2 separate regions of the Homo sapiens genome follow, and region 1 is linked to region 2. A link is a loop called in an ENCODE intact Hi-C map of the cell type or tissue named here. Cell type or tissue: testis. All regions are shown on one strand.

The links. Hi-C counts contacts between places; a loop is a spot of excess contacts. Peaks named below come from ENCODE experiments on the same cell type or tissue, not always from the same donor. Only the 100,000 strongest peaks of a DNase experiment are listed, where the experiment ranks them.
Region 1: it touches region 2 in a loop (2.3-fold over the local background); 99 of 110 quality-filtered maps call a loop at or near these places.

The regions. Positions count from the first base shown.
Region 1 is chr7:4,678,438-4,680,937 of GRCh38, reverse strand. No RefSeq gene overlaps it. Among named protein-coding and RNA genes, the nearest start is that of FOXK1, 2.6 kb to the left of the region's middle. In testis, no CTCF peak of the experiment used is centred here; a DNase peak (open chromatin) is centred at 1,357.
Region 2 is chr7:4,738,423-4,740,922 of GRCh38, reverse strand. It overlaps FOXK1 (forkhead box K1), which reads right to left. Exons shown (of 9, transcript NM_001037165.2): 2 at 1-85. Among named protein-coding and RNA genes, the nearest start is that of AP5Z1, 36 kb to the left of the region's middle. RefSeq lists enhancers at 30-584, 585-1,138, 1,378-2,500. In testis, a CTCF peak has its summit at 1,182; DNase peaks (open chromatin) are centred at 992 and 2,031; H3K27ac peaks cover 1,744 bases.

The DNA of each region.
Region 1 (2,500 bases), 60 kb after region 2:
GTAGTGCAATGGCGCAATCTCGACTCAACGCAACCTCCACCCCCTGGATTCAAGCAATTCTCCTGCCTCAGCCTCCCAAGTAGCTGGGATTACAGTCATGTACCACCAGGCCCGGCTCATTTTGTATTTTTTTAGTAGAGATGGGGTTTCTCCGTGTTGGTCAGACTAGTCCTGAAAACCCGACCTCAGGTGATCTGCCCGCCTCAGCCTCCCAAAGTCCTGGGATTACAGGCGGGAGCCACCGTGCCCGGCCGCCTGCCTGCCTTCCTTCCTTCCTTCCTTCCTTCCTTCCTTCCTTCCTTCCTTCCTTCCTTCCTTTCTTTCCCTCCCTCCCTCCCTTCCTTCCTTCTCTCTCTTTCTTGTCTTTTTCTTTTGAGACAGGGTCTCACTCTGTCACCCAGGCTGGAGTGCAGTGGTACAATCATAGCTCACTGCAGCCTCAACCTTCAGGGCTCAGGTGATTTTCCCACCTCACCCTCCCAAGTAGCTGGGACTATGAGCCACCATGCCCGACTAATTTTTAATTTTTTTTTTTTTTAAGGCAGAGTCTTAATCTGTCACCCAGGCTGGAGTGTAATGGTGCAGTCTCGGCTCACTGCAACCGATTCTCCTGCCTCAGCCTCCCAAGTCGCTGGGATTACAGGCATCTGCCACCACACCCAGCTAATTTTTGTATTTTTAGTAGAGACGGGGTTTCAACCATGTTGGTGAAGCTGGTCTCAAACTCCTGACCTCAGGTGATCCACCTGCCTCGACCTCCTAAAGTGCTGGGGCTGCAGGCGGGAGCCGCCTCACCTGGCCTTTTTCAATTTTTTTATAGAGACAGGGTCTCATTATATTGCCCAAGTTGGTGTTCAACTTTGGGGCTCAAGCAGTCTGCCACCTCAGCCTCCCCAAATGCTGGGTTACAGGCGTGAGCCACCACGCCCAGCCTATCTCTCTTTCTTTCTGGAGCCCTTCACTCATTCAATATGCTAGATCCAGCTAAGACAGATCTGAGAGAATGCCCCAGAGAGAAATCTTAGCTGAAAACAGGGAGTGGCAAACGTGGGCATCATTGGGATCCCTTTCGGACTTCAGTAGCCTGGTCCTCCATTGCCAGTTCAGGTTCCCCTAAAAAGGCGGTGCAGTTTCCACATTTCCCTCATTTACGAATTATTAAGGGTGGGAAAGGAGACACAGTTCCCTCCCTGGTGGAGCTTATAGTTGAGGGGGAGATGCAGACATAAATCAAAGACACATCCTAGAAAAAGTAAAATCAAGTCACAGCTGTGATACATCCGGTGAGGGACTGGTGCATGGTGACGTGCAAGTGTAAACGAGAGACTGGGCCTGTCTAAGGCAGGAGCTTCCCTGACCTGCACACCCACGCTCCAGTCTGGGGCTGAAATAGGTATTAATCTCATCTCTCAGCCTTGAATATGTGCATGCAGAGATAAGTGTTTGGGAGGCAAGGAAAGCTTTTTTTTTTTTTTTTTTTTTTTTTTTTTGAGACAGAGTCTCGCTCTGTTGCCAAGCTAGAGTGCAGTGGTGCGATCTCGGCTCACTGCAACCTCTGCCTCCAGGGTTCAAGCAATCCTCCTGCCTCAGCCTCCCAAGTAACTGGTACTACAGGTGTGTGCCACCATGCCCAGGTAATTTTTGTATTTTTAGTAGAGATGGGGTTTCACCAGGTTGGCCAGGGTTGTCTCGATCTCTTGACCTCATGATCCACCTGCCTCGGACTCCCAAAGTGCTGGGGTTACAGGCGTCAGCCACCGTGACCGGCCAAGGAACGCATTTTTAGCAGGAGCAGTAACTTGAGTACCTGCTTGATTGAGGTGGGGGGGATGGTAAACAGAGTCAGGGGGCTCCTCCTTGAGGTCTAAGGGATGCCTGATTAGGGAAGTGGTGTGAGACTGTGAGGGTAGTGCCCCTGCCAGGGAACTCTGTGTGATACAGAAGGAAGTATGGGCCGTGGAGGGGTAGGCAGGTGGTCACTGTGTGTGGAACCGAGTGGCCATGTTCAGCTGAACCAGGAGGGAAGAAGGGCTGAGGTGGGTCCTATAGGATCTGGGGCTGATCCTAGAGCAATGGGAAGCCACTGAGGGGCTTTACGTGCAAGACAGCAGGCACACCGACATGCAGTATCTGAAATGCAATCACTCTAGCGGCCATGGGGATCCTGAACTGGAAATAGGTCAGAGTGATGGCGGAGGTTGCTCAGGAAGCTGGAGACCAGCGAGAGAGGTGAAAGGAGAGAGGTGCAGAGAAGCAGAGGGATGCAGGAGATACTGATTTCCTGCAAAGGCATTTACACACACTGTTGGTGGGAATGGAACACAGGGCAGCCTCTGTGGGAAACAGCATGCAGGGTCCTCAAAAAGTTAAAACGAGGCCGGGCCCAGTGGCTCTCACCTGTAATCCCAGCACTTTGAGAGGCTCAGATGGGTGATCACCTGAGGTTAGGAGTTTCAGACCAGCCTGGCCAACACGGTGAAACCCTGTCACTACCAAAAAT
Region 2 (2,500 bases):
CAGCGGGGAGGCTGGGGCCTCTTCTTTGTGATAGAGCGACGTGAACTGGATCTTGATGGCCGTGCTGGGAAACCGGAAGGTACACCTGCAACAGGAGGAGGAGCGGGTGTGAGGTGCAGGAGGAGACTCAAGAAGACGCCAACACCCAGGGAAGGTGCGTGTCTGTGTGTCTAAGTAACTGGACCGTAACTCTCAAACCTGGGCCCCAGAGAGCAGTTTCGATGCTTTTATCAGGACACTTAGGAACTGAGACTTTGGCTTATTTGGAAGTCACTTGTCTTTCTATTTCTTTATTTTATTTTATTTTATTTTTTGAGAGGGAGTCTCGCTGTCACCCAGGCTGGAGTGCAATGGCAGGATCTCAGCTCACCGCAACCTCAGCCTCCTGGGTTCAAGCAATTCTCCTGTCTCAGCCTCCTGAGTAGCTGGGATTACGAGCGCCCACCACCACGCCCGGCTAATTTTTTGCATTTTTTATTTATTTTTTTTTTTTGAGAGGGAGTCTCACTCTGTCGCCCAGGCTGGAGTGCAGGGACACGATCTCAGCTCACTGCAAGCTCCGCCTCCTGGGTTCACACCATTCTCCTGCCTCAGCCTCCCGAGTAGCTGGGACTACAGGCGCCCGCCACCACGCCCGGCTAATTTTTTATATTTTTAGTAGAGACGGGGTTTCACTGTGTTAGCCAGGATGGTCTCGATCTCCTGACCTCGTAATCCGCCTGCCTTGACCTCCCAAAGTGCTGGGATTACAGGCGTGAGCCACCGCGCCTGGCCAATTTTTTGCATTTTTAGTAGAGACGGGGTTTCACCACGTTGGCCAGGCTGGTCTCGAACTCCTGACCTCAGGTGATCCACCTGCCTCAGCCTCCCAAACTGCTGGGATTACAGGCGAGAGCCATTGTGCCCAGCCGTCAGTTGTCTTTCTACTGTGTGTGAGAACAGAAGAGATATAAATATCCCCAGACAAGTGCCGCTGATGCCATCTCCCACGCAGGCTCCAGACAGACACGGCTACTTCCTGTCTGCCAGGGCAACTGCTGTGGCACCCAGGTGGGATCTGCCACCTCTCAAATGACACACTGGAAGACTGAAATAGCACGGCAACCACCTATGCAGACATTTTCAAGATGATTCCCTGCCACTGCCTAGAAGATCTGACAACGGAAGGAGCAATTCCACCCCTGCTCCGGCAGGCGGGAGTCGCAGAGAGCGTGCATTATCCACCCAGAGCTTAATGGACCGGCTTCACGATCAGTTCTGGGCTTAAAACCGTGAGCCTCGGTTTTTCTACTGGAGACGACCAAGTGCAAACAAAGCCAGCCGCAAGCGTCAGGGTCAACACCAGTGTGCTGTGAACAGTATCCAGGGTTCATCTGGCTTGAAGAAACTGCCACCTTTTACAAAGCTGAGCATTACTTATCCAGGTCACCTTTCAATTTCTAAACTGATGAGGCAGCAACTATCAAGTTGCTAACTGTGGGACTCAGTTAAAAACAAAACAAAACAAAAACAAAAACAAAAACAATGTAAAGCAGCAGCCTGCCCACACAGAGATAAGGAACGCTGGCCGCCTGCGCAGCTGTTTGGAAAAGGCTCTTGTTTAAAATTGTAGGAGGGGGTTAAGAAAGAATGTACATAAGCCACCGGTGATAATGCGCTTTTCAGAGTTCCCGAAGGCATTCAGGACGGGCAAAGTACTCAACACTTGAGAGACGCTAAGGTCTCTTGTAGTGGAACCTGCATGAAGCACCAGGCTGCTGGGTCTATGCCTGACTGTGTTTTTAAATCTGCAGCAATGTTTAAATAGTCAATCTACGTAAAATCCTGCATGGACGTGCGCAGACACCCCTCTTTCATATGAAAGTCCCTTTGCTCTTCGTCAAAGCGTTTTTGAAAGACGGGACTGAGGAGCAGGTCAGAGGGTGACGAAGGGTGCCTGGCTGTCGGCAGGGGGTCCTCTTGCGTCTTCTTCCCAGGGACCCGCTTCAAAGGAAGTGACTCAGCATTACAAATGTGCGGCTCCTCCCATAGGTCTGCTAGCCAGGCTGCCCACATGGAAGAGAGAAAATCAGGCACTTAAGCTGGCTCAACTGGGCCAGTCCTGATTCTCCCCGAGATACTGGTCAGAGGAGGCTGGGCCGCATCGTTCAGTGCCAGGCGCTGTCAGGCCTGTGGGCACCAGGTTTCTACTTCCAAACACAAAAGGGACTCTGAGACTGTTTCCAAGATGAGAAGCTGTCTGGGAGGCACGGCCCAGCGAGTGAATCTTGGGGGATAAGGGTGGGTGGTCGGTCACCCCTGAGGTTTAGAAGGGCATCCCAAGGCTATTTGAAAATACTCCACAATTCTGTCCTCTTAAGTCACATTGAGAGGAACGTCTGATGTCCTTTACACTTTCTTCAGTCCAGCCCAGTGGAGATTTCCTGCATCAGTATTTTGACTAGAAAGCTCCATCACCCATTTTCTTTTTTCTTTTTTTTTTTTTTGAGACGGAGTCTTG